Regions from separate parts of the Homo sapiens genome. Here region 1 is linked to region 2. The links are chromatin contacts, found by Hi-C or POLR2A ChIA-PET in ENCODE. All regions are on one chromosome and are shown on one strand. The core of a region is the stretch at or near the end of the contact, and the rest is flanking DNA. Distances in the headings are between cores, read along the strand shown. Region 1 overlaps GMDS-DT (GMDS divergent transcript). Region 2 overlaps GMDS-DT (GMDS divergent transcript).

Region 1 (5,445 bases), core at 2,821-5,320, 45 kb before region 2:
TTCAACTTAAAGTCACCAGCTGCATTAGCCCCTAACAAAAGAGCCAGCCTGCCCCTTGAAGCTTGGAAGCCAGGCATTGACTTCTCTTCTCTAGCTATGAAAGTCCTAGATGACATCTTTTTCCAATGCAAGGCTGATTTATCCACCTTAGAAATCTATTGTTTAGTGTAATCACCTTCATCAGTGATCTGAGCTACGTCTTCTGGACAATTTGCTGGAGCTTCTCCATCAGCACTTGCTGCTTCACCTTGCACTTTTATGTTATGAAGATGGCTTCTTTCCTTAAACCTCACGATCCAGTCTCTGATAGCTTCAGAGTTTTCTTTTGCAGCTTCCTCAGCTCTGTCAGCCTTCACAGATGATACAGTTTGGATGTTTGTCCCCTTAAAATATCATGTTAACATATGATTCCCAATGTTGGAGGTGGGGCCTGGTGGGCGGTGATTGGGTCATGGCGGGTGAATCCCTCATGTCTTGGTGCTGTCCTCATGAGGGTGAGTGAGTTCTGGTGAGATCTGGTTGTTTAAAAGTGTGTGGCAGCCCCCACTCCCTCTCTTGCTCCCATTCTCACTGTGTGATGTGCCTGCTTCCCCTTTACCTTCTGCCACAATCAAAAGCTCCCTCAGGCCCTCACCAGAAGCAAGTGTCAGCACCATACTTCTTATACAGCCTGCAGAACCAGGAGCCAATTAGACCTCTTTTCTTTACAAATCACCCAGCCTCAGGTATTTCTTTATAGCAACACAAGAACAGTCTTACTCAATAGAATTGAAGAGAGTTGGGGGCCTTGCTCTGGATTAGGCTTTGGCTTATGGGAATGTGGTGGCTGGTTTGATCTTCTATTCAGACCACTCAAACTTTCTCCCTATCAGCACTAAGGCTGTTTTGTTTTCTTATCATTCATGTGTTCACTAGAGTAGGACTTTTAACTTTTCAAGAACTTTTTCTTTGCATTCACAACTTGGCTTGTTTGACATAAGAGGCCTAGCTAGCTTTCAACCTGTCTGGGCTTTCAACATGCCTTCCTCACACTCTTAATAATTTCTAGCTTTTAATTTAAAATTAGAGACATGCAACTTTTCCTTTCACTGGAACACTTAGAAACCATTGTAGGCTTAGTGATTGGCCTAATTTCAATATTATTGTATCTTGGGGAATAGGGAGGCTTGAAGAGAGGGAGAGAAATGAAGGAGACGCTGGTTGGTGGAGCAGTCAGAACACACACGACATTTATCAATTAAATTTGCCATCTTATATGGGCATGGTTCATGAAGCTCCAAAACAATTACAATAGTAACATCAAAGATCACAGATTACCACAACAGATATAATAGTCATAAAAACGTTCAAAATATTGTAAGAGTTACCAAAATGTGACACAGAGACACAAAGTGAGCACATGCTGTTGGAAAAACAGTGCTGATAGACTTGCTCAACACAGGGTTGTCACAAACCTTCAATTTCTAAAAAAAATACAATATCTGTGAAGTGCAATAAAGCCACAATAAAACAAGGTGTGCCTGAATACAAATGATGGTATTTACACATATAATGAATATTCCTGTGTATGCCTATTCATGTATATATATTTTTAGTCAATCTCATCCTATGGAATCCCTTTAATCCCCACTTCTAGTCCCAATTCTAGGACTTAGAGTCCTAAGGGGTAGCTGTGGAAGCATCAGATACACAGTCACTATGGTAGCCTGTCTCTTGTGTAGTTCCCTGCCAGCAGCCATGTGAGTGCACCATCCTGAAGTCAGGTCCTCCAGCCCCAGTCAGGCCTTCAGATGACCACAGCCCCCAATACTATGAGGAGAGATCCTATCATGAGAGATCCTGAGCCAGAACCATCCAGCTAAACTGCTCCTCAACTTCTGATCCACAGAAACTATGGATTAATAAACTCGTATTGTTGGTTTAAGCCCAAGATTTGGAGTAATTTATTATGCAGATAACAAATATACTGGCTTTAAATCAGACAATATAACCTAAACCCAGTCTCTATCACTTACTGGATAATGGCCTTGGGAATCACACTTTATCTCTTATTTATAAATTATTTAAAATGGAAATAATATTACCTACCTCAAAGCATTGCTTTAAAGAGTAAATGTGATCATATAGCACAGGGTCAGCATTCCTTGGGTGACTAATTCATTTCAGTTTCTCATTTTTAGCACCAGAAGTGCAGCATCTGGAGAAGCCCCTCAATCCTGGGAAGACTGGGATAGTTGCTTATCCTAGTATTCATTGAAAACTGGATGAAGGTGAAAGGCGTCAGTGGCATATAGAAAATCAAGAAAGCCTAGAAACACCAGATGAACTTACCCCATCCCCTACTTACCTACACATGAAGAGATGTCCTGGCTATAGATTGTATCATCGTATCTGCGAGACCTGGATTCCCAGGTCTTGGGAATACAATGAGGTTGCTTCTTAGACATTCGGCAGTGCCTCTGGAGACTCCTGGCCTGCTGAGGAGCTCTGCTGCCTCCGTCACTCTGGTCTTGCAGTGGAGACTCCGGGTATTGCCATGAGCATGCTTCCTGAAGAATGAGACAGGGCCTGCACTGGAAACAATGCCAGTCTAGAACATCGTATCAGACACTGCTGAAGGATTTTGGGGCACTGACAGGGAAGTGCACCTCAACCAGTGCTAGAAATGGCTACTCTTACACCCAAACCTGACCTTGGAGGCCCTTACCAGGCAGGCTCCCTGGCCAGCCTTCAGTCAGCCTCCAGGGACCCCTAAGATCTCCCAGCCCCTTAGAGTCCACATGCTATGGGACACACCTCCCTCCATTCTGCCTGGAGGTCTCACCTCCAGACCTCCTTGCACTCTGCGCATCTCCACCAACCCACTCCACACATGACTGGTGCCTTCTTGTCCTTCAGGTCTATGCTGAGCCACTGCTTCCTTTTAGAATGTCCCCCAAGACCCAGGGATGGGTCCCAAACCTTGTCCTGGAGGTGGTGCATTGCAGGCCATGGCATGGGTGCCCCTTTGCTTGTCTGCCCCCACTACCACCTGCCAGCAGCCTGCTTGAGCTCAGGACTGTCCTTGTTCACCCTTCTCTTTTCAGTGTCACCACGGTGCCTGCCACATAATAGATGCTCAATAAATAACTGCCAGTTAAATGAATAAATGGCTTTCATTCCACTTTGCTCAATTTTCCAAAGACTGAGAGCTGGGAAGAGTCAAATGCTCCTTCTGCTCCTTCAAGGCCACAGTTTGCTCTGGCTAATGAGCCAGCCACGGGAAGAGGGAGCAAGGACTGGAGTGCTCATCCTCACACAGGATGCATAGTGGTGCACAGCAACAGCACTTCAGCATCCAGGAGTGCCTGTCACAAAGCAAGGGCAGGAGTGGTCATGGCTCTTAAAGGATGTCAGGGGATGTAGTTCTCTGGCTACACTGCTCACTTAGGAAGTCAGGGATAAAAGTAACAAGCTCTGAATGAGTTTTCTTGCTTTTGCAAAACAATATGACACAGACCTGGACTGGGCCATTTGGTAAACTCCAGTGCTGATGGACTCCTGTGACAGGGAGCTTCAGCCTGCAACGACTGAACTGCCCACCTGCAGGTGCAAGCACAGGTAGTGGGTAGTCTGGTGACACGCCAGGGGACGATGCTCAGGCAGTACAGAGGCAGCTAGCCTCGGGGCCATGCCGGGAAGCAGGAGCGAGCGAGGCCATGGCAGCCTGGGCTCCTTGCCAGGGGCTCCTACTTCATGCATCATGTGTCTCGTTGGAGAGAAGAATGTCTTCCAGGAATCCCGGTCACCTCAACATCTGGTTTAGTGCTTTTTCCTCCAGCCCAAATAAAGTGACTTGTTACTTTCAAAATCAGGTCCAAGTAAACAGAGGGGAAGGGTGTTTCCACAAACAGACTTCGTTCCATCTGGTAAACAAGAGAAAAAAAGGGTTGGAGGGCAAAGTGAAGCCTTGCGAAGGGCAGCAGAATGGAGTGGGCAGCCTGCAGGATATTTGCGGTGAGTGCAACATGCTGAAATCCAGGCTCTGAGACAGCTTGTCTGCTGGGCTGCTGAACAGGGAGGGAAGAAACTGCATGCTAATGAGCTATTTGCTATGACGTGGCTGCTATGGGGAGGTAAGCACTATCCCGTATGTGATTCTCCAAGACAGCACTGTGACCAACACACATAAAGTGTCAGGCTGAACAGCTGCAGCCGCCCTTGGGGTTGAGGGAAGGGCTCTTGTAACATTAATTGAATGCCCTTATGCTTTTACATGTTTTCTTTAATGCAATCCTTGCAACAAAGCTGTAAAGAGGAATTATCATCCCTGCTTTATTAATTAGACTAAGCAACTTAAGTGCACACAACTAGTAAATTCAGAACCATGATCCGAACCTGGAGCTCCTACCATTGTTCTGTAGTGCGAGGTGCCACCTTCAGACTACGGCCTCTGCATTACTGTCTTAGACACTTTCCACACGAGGGCTGAGTAACTTTGTTTTCTAGTTTAATGGTGATTTCAATAGGTCCATAGCCAATCACAGCAAGCTATTGATGAGAACATTCTCAGTGAGCATAAACCCCTGGGCCAACCACTCTGCTTCACATTTGCAATCCTGCCTCCTCCTACATTGGGATTTAGCACATTTTCCACAAGGTGGAGCATCGAGGTAACTACATAAAACTCACACTCACTTATGCTTTTTTTTTTTTTTTTCGAATTTGAAAATCCAAATTCCCCATCTGCTCACAAAGTCTTGTCTGGAATTAACCAGACAGAATGATAGCCTCACATTATAGAGTGGGTGCCCAGTTAAGGAAGCAAGTTGAATTTACAGCGGTAACCTTTGCTTGCCAGGAAAGTCATCCAACTGGGGTTGGAAAACCAGTCCTCAAATCTTGAGTATTAATTGGACCTTTGGCCAAAGCAATCACTCTATCAGCCAATTAAGGTCCTTGGAGCAAGAGCATACTGTCACTCAGAGCCAACACAGGCAGCTTAAGCCCTGGTCACAGACCATTTCTTTCCCTCTGCCGCCAAACCCATGCCTTTGCCCCTTTGTCTCCAGTGACTCGAGTTTCCCTTCTTCCGTCTGCAAGCAAAATTAGAGGGCTTTAGAGCTCTCCAGGACCCAGCTACCTATGAGTATTTTAAAAAGAAGCCACAGCTAATCTATTGAAATTTGTAAAGTTTGTGAATTTTCAGTGAGGGTCATCAGGGAGTTTGTTTCCTTCTGGAAAGAGACAAAGAGAAGTGGGAACCAAGAGGAGTGGGAATTTGGAGACCAGCTGATGGGATGGAATTGCGTGGAAGACATGCCAACTTCTCACCATCTTTCTTTCCAGTGTGAAAAGGAACACGTATTCAACACCTGCACTCTTTCTGTTACTGTTTTCGGCATCATATTGACTAGTATGTTCCAATGGCACTCATGTTTCCAATGAGTGTGAACCATCGCTCAC
Region 2 (5,863 bases), core at 894-3,393:
GCGTCCTTCTGCCAGGTGTTTTATTTTTATCACATAGTTTCTGTAAGAGAAATTTAGGCACAAATAGTCTTTCTCAATTAGGCCAGCTGGTGGCGGTGTTGACTGCATACCAGAACAGCCTAAACCTGGCAAGAGCTTCTCATTGTTTCAGAAGAGTATTTCCCAAGAAATACAAATGAGTTCATCTTATCTGTGTTTTGAAACTTTCAAAGATATTATTCCCTCATATCAGCGACTACTGTGAACTCCCTTTGTAAAGCCTGATGATCCGTCTATTTCTCTTGGCTCTGTGTACAGCATTCAAGAGACAGGACGTGTTTCATTTCCAAGGCTTAGTTAATCGATGGATATACATTTTATCTGTTCACAGCTAGCACCACTGTTTACCTTGCCCATGACAGGGCTTTGAAACTACATGGGAATTTTCCTATAAGCAGAAGAAAGGGCAACATCTGCATGAGAGAAACACAAGTTTATATTCGGAGTTAGAAACATTAAAATCGTCCAGGCCGCTGTCAGATTAATGTGTATACAGACCCACTCTGGGTATGCAAATCAGGATCTTCCCACGAACTTCTCTTTAATTGTGCTTTTACTTGATATGTCCTTATCTGTGTGTGTGTGTGTAATCTGCCTACTTAATGGAACAATCTCTGACACCAGGGCTTTGAATCATGCCAACAAGATAAACTGAAACCGATCATATTGTCAAAGAGGCATTTATAAATGTAAATACTTCTGTATAATCTGAATAAAATTTTCTCTTTCTTTATTACCAAAGTTCTCAGGTTTACTTACATGCTCCTCTCCTCTCCATATGCATTGCTGAGTTAGTTGTTCATTCCTTTTCTGTAGAATAGAGTTGGCAAATTTTTCTTAAAAGATCAGATCATAAATATTTCAGGCTTTGGGGACCAAGAGGTAAAGTCGAGACTATTACGTGGGCACCTACATAACCACTTAAAAACGTAAAAGCCATTCTTAACTCAAGAGTAGTACCAGATGCAGAGGAAGGACAGATTTGGCCTTGCAGGCCAAAGTTTGCCAATCATCTTCTAGAGAATAAATTCTATCATGGGATGTATGTATATTTTTCCAGTAAAATCCACAAAGACTGGCAGAAAAAAAGACTCTAGCCTGTATATGATGTTAAAATTTTTCTAGTTAAAAATTTTCCAATTTAAAGCTACATATTAGAATTTGATACTAATCATTTATACTTTTTAAAAATGCATACTATTATCACTAAGAAATAAAAATCCTGGACCTGAGATCAGAAAATTTGGCCCAAGAGACACTCATAATGCTGCACAATGGGCTGTGTGTGGCGACAGGGGCAAGAGAAGACAACCAGAAACACCCCCAAATAAATAACCATAATGCTGTGCACAACATACCAAGCACAGCAGGCAATTTTCAGTAACCACCTTATAGCGTGTTTTAAAACTTAGTGTTGACAACACAACATTTTTTTCTTCTTATCGTTAAACATTTTTAGTTTTATTTGTTTTAACTGACTAATAACAATTATACATATTCATGGAGTTCATAATGATGTTTCAATACATATAAAGTGAGTGATCAGATCAGGGTAATCAGCATTTCCATCATCTCAAACATTTATCATTTCTTTGTGTTGGGGACATTTCATAGGCACCAATACCTTAAATTTTAAATTTAGAATTTATATATTTTTGACAATTATTAGCACTGTAGGTTTTCAAGAAAAGATCCCCCTTCTTGCAGACTTGGGACTGTGCAGGGAGCGCTCCGGAGGCCAGGACAAAGGGTATCAGCGATGGGCTGGTGTTGATGTCTCTTCCCTGGAGATCTGAGAGAATGAGGAACTAATCTGTTGAACTAACTTAGAATGAATCATGAGTTTTGGGTTCACACTTTGTTTTTTTTTTTCCTTTCACCAGCAGCATAGGGTATTTTGCAAACTAGATTAGCTAGTAGAAAAGGAATGGCATGAAATAACAGACTCACTCAATAATTATTTGACTTTGCAATATGGTCAAAAATATTCTCAGAAGCTTACTTTTTGAAAATGAAGAAAAGAAACTTGATATGCCTGCATGCTGGGCCCTGACTTAGAGCTAATAGGGACCTTCAATATCATCCAGTTCAGCCCTCTTAGTTCACAGGTGAGTAAATGACAGCCCAGAGCACTTGAGTGGCTTGCCCAAGGCCACACAGCAAGGAACTAGCTATTCCAGGCTGATGCGTAATCAATCTACTTAACAGCAAACTTTCTAGCTCCAGGGACAGAACCAAAAGCAAGTTATTTTTCTTGAAATGAATGGGTCTTTACTTAGACTCACAAGGTAAGAGTAAAATATGAGCTATTTTGAATGCTTTCCAGCATTGTCCAGAAACCCAATAAAAATGGGAATTAAGGGATACAACTCTCACTACTACTCCAGATAGGATAGGTGCAAGCTGTGGAGAGCCGGGGGTTCGGGGGGAAGTGGGAGGTGGGTGGGGGTTTGAGAGCTGGCCTGCAGATGCCCAGGAACCTGAACCCTGCCTCCTCCAGTGGTCACCAGCCACACTGTGTCTGAGGGTCTCCAATGCTGGCAGAGACCTGCAGCCTCTGTCATCGCCTCAGACTGTACCATTCAGCAGCCACCGGGCCCTCCCTTTTGTGGAATCAAAGGGAAGCATCAGGAGAGACCAGGCATCTCAAAGCTGGGCTCTCCAAACATCACGAGATCAACTCCTTAAACATAGGAAGCCAAGCCTCTCGCCCTTCACATTTAAACATCTCAAACTGCTGCGTTCTAATCAAGTCAAGCAGCCAATGTTGTTTTTAACATTTAGAGTCTCTACTTTATGGGACACTGTGATCCATACAATAAATTTTTATCACAAGCTGGCATTTGCTCAACAGGTTCCTGGCTACTGAAGTGGATTACCCTTGGGCCCTCTATCAAGATGGCTTCATGTCTGGATTCCAGGTGACTTGGATAGTTTTCACTCTACTAAACCACACTACCTATAACGCACCTGATCTCCCTTGAGTGTCAGAGTTGGACATCCTGCCCTGTAGCACCATAACGACAAGAGAACCCAATCTTGTAGAGTCAGTGTGATGGTCTGGGGACATAGGAAATGCCTCTTTCTACACAGAAGGAAGATTATATTACGTAGTCCTGGTGAGTTTTTTCCCCATAATTGTCATCCAACATAAACGTCAGTCTCCATACATACGGCCAACAAACACGTGAAGAAATGCTCAGCATCACTGATCACCAGAGAAATGCAGGTCAAAACCACAATGAGACACCATCTCACACCAGTCAGAATGGCTATGGTTAAAACGTCAAAAAAATAACAGATGCCGGTGAGGCTGCAGAGAAAAGGGCATGCTTATACACTGCTGGTGGGAATGCAAATTAGTTCAGCCCCTGTGGAAAACAGTTTGGAGATTTCTCAAAGAAGCAAAAATAGAATTACCATTCAACCCAGCAACCCCATGACTGGGTATACACCCAAAGGAAAATAAATCACAAAAGACACCTGCCCTTGTATGTTTATCACAGCACTGTTCTCAACAGCAAAGACATAGAAACAACCCAGGTGACTATCAATAGTAGATTGGATAAAGAAAATGTCAGCCGGGCGCGGTGGCTCACGCCTGTAATCCCAGCACTTTGGGAGGCCGAGGCGGGTGGATCACGAGGTCAGGAGATCGAGACCATCCTGGCTAACAGGGTGAAACCCCGTCTCTTTTAAAAAACACAAAAAAATTAGCCGGGCGTGGTGGCGGGCGCCTGTAATCCTAGCTACTCGGGAGGCTGAGGCAAGAGAATGGCATGAACCTGGGAAGTGGAGCCTGCAGTGAAGCCGAGATCACACCACTGCACTCCAGCCTGGGCGACAGGGCGAGACTCCTCTCAAATAAATAAATAAATAAATAAGAACGAAAAAATATCAAACTTATACACCACGGAGTACTACAAAGTCACAAAAAAGAATGAACACGTCCCCTGAAGCAACATGGATGCAGCTGGAGGCCATTATCCTAAGCGAATTGACACAGAAACAGAAAACCAAATACTTCATGTTCTCACTTCTTTTTTTTTTCTTTTGAGACAGGGTCTTGCTCTGTCTCAAAAGCCCAGCCCAGGCTGCGGTGCAGTGGTGTGATCACAGCTCACTGCAGCCTCAATCTCTCAGGATCAAGCAATCCTCCCACCTCAGCCTCCAAAGTTGCTTGGACTACAGGTGTATGCCACCATGCCCAGGTAATTTTTTAAAAATTTTGTAGAGACAGTGTCTTGCCATGTTGCCCAGGCTAGTCTCAAACTCCTGGGCTCAAGTGGTCCTCCCACCTTGGCCTCCCAAAGTGCTGGGATTATAGGCATGAGCCGCCACACCCGGCCTGTTCTCACTTATAGGCTAAACCAATGTTTAGCTTCACCACAAAAGGACATGAAGACGGGAAAAATAGACACTGGGGACTCCAAAAGGAAGGAAGCTGGGGGCATGGGCTGAAAAACTACTCATCGGGTACTATGTCTGCTACTCGGGCAATGGGATCATTAGAAGCCCAAACCTCAGCATCACACAATATACCCTTGTAACAAACCTGCACCTGTGCCCCCGAATCTAAAATAAAAAGTAAAATTGAAAAACAAATACATACATAAATAAACAAAATGGAAAAAAAAAGAAATGTCAATCTCCCCTTCAAAATGCAAGGTTAGGACATTTTCTCAGCTGACTACTGAGCTCCCAAGGTTTTTATTTTAAACTAAATTTAATGTTGACAAATATTTACAACTATTTCCATTTGGATGCTGTATATACTCTATACTACTGTAGCTGTTATTAAGAATATTATGTCTATCATTTTTCTCCAAAAATTTCAGAATGTTCTATTAAATCCTAACACAAATTTCCCTCAACCCTACATTGCCCCATAATCCTTATCTTGGGTGTTCCTCAAATATAACAAAAGAGGCTAAGGTACACAGCCAGCCAGAGCAGGCAACGCGATTATGAATGCAGGGTCCTCTGACACCGCAGGAGACAGTCCCCCACCCCCGGTATGCATTTAATATTACAATTCCATTTGCAGAATAGATCTCTCCCTACTAAATTTGCAGGATTGGTGTCAGAGAACAGGAAGAGCCCAAAGGTTGTGGTTAAGGGCTGAGAGACACAAAAAGCCTATGGATTACTTGAAATCCCAATGACTTGTGAGTTGTTACCGTGAGGAGGTTGAACAAAGGCAGCAGGGTTCAATGTATAAAGAGTGTCTACTAGCAGCTGATGAGGACGGCCATCTGCAGTTAAGCTAATTCATCTTGAGTGTTTAAGCATAACAGGACATCATGCCCTTTGTCCTTCTACACAACTCCTTCATTGATATGAATCAAGGAATTTTTGTCATTTTTTTCTGTTCTCTGTGTGTGTGTGTGTGTGAGCGCGCACGCGCATGTGTGTGTAAGATGGGAAGATCTTTCCAGTTTAAGATATCCCAAAGTGTCCTTGTCCATAGGTGGTTGACTGGGGAGTGGGCTACCCAGCTGTTTGATCTGCAGGGCCACAGTTTACTTTGGATCTTGCCTCGTTTTTGTTCTAAAGCCCTTGCAACATGCTGTGCCTGGTGTTGTTGCTCATCTCAGGTGGCTATTCTCCATGCTCATTTCTGTTTTTGAATTAGGTCTCCAACTTCAGGTTCAATTCCATTGACAAAGCCAGATGAAAGGGCTGTTGCTCCCTCAGCACCTCTGTAACGCTCAGCTGTCATCCAAAGTTGCTTTCTAGTCTATCTCGGAAATCTCCTATAGTGTCATCTTTTTTCTTTGTTTGTTTGCATGATTGAATTATGCTCCAGCAGATTTGTTTTGAA

Evidence for each region. Hi-C counts contacts between places; a loop is a spot of excess contacts on that map. ChIA-PET counts read pairs that join two places held with the same protein, here RNA polymerase II (POLR2A).
Region 1: a loop to region 2 is called in a map of endothelial cell of hepatic sinusoid, with 4 times the contacts of the local background. The contact joins two enhancer-like sites. A Hi-C loop is called at or near these places in 1 of 168 maps with a recorded cell type or tissue (endothelial cell of hepatic sinusoid). POLR2A ChIA-PET finds 5 or more read pairs at or near these places in 2 of 52 experiments (CD8-positive, alpha-beta T cell and OCI-LY7).

Annotation. Positions count from the first base shown.
Region 1 is chr6:2,395,681-2,401,125 of GRCh38, reverse strand. GMDS-DT (GMDS divergent transcript) reads right to left here. Exons shown (of 7, transcript NR_046229.1): 5 at 2,348-2,549; 6 at 2,089-2,260. Among named protein-coding and RNA genes, the nearest start is that of GMDS-DT, 150 kb to the right of the region's middle. Within about 2 kb of position 4,070, at least 2 of the 41 ENCODE cell types and tissues checked have a DNase peak (open chromatin) inside an H3K27ac peak, as active enhancers do.
Region 2 is chr6:2,348,307-2,354,169 of GRCh38, reverse strand. All of the region lies in intron 4 of GMDS-DT (GMDS divergent transcript), which reads right to left. Among named protein-coding and RNA genes, the nearest start is that of GMDS-DT, 110 kb to the right of the region's middle. Within about 2 kb of position 2,143, at least 2 of the 41 ENCODE cell types and tissues checked have a DNase peak (open chromatin) inside an H3K27ac peak, as active enhancers do.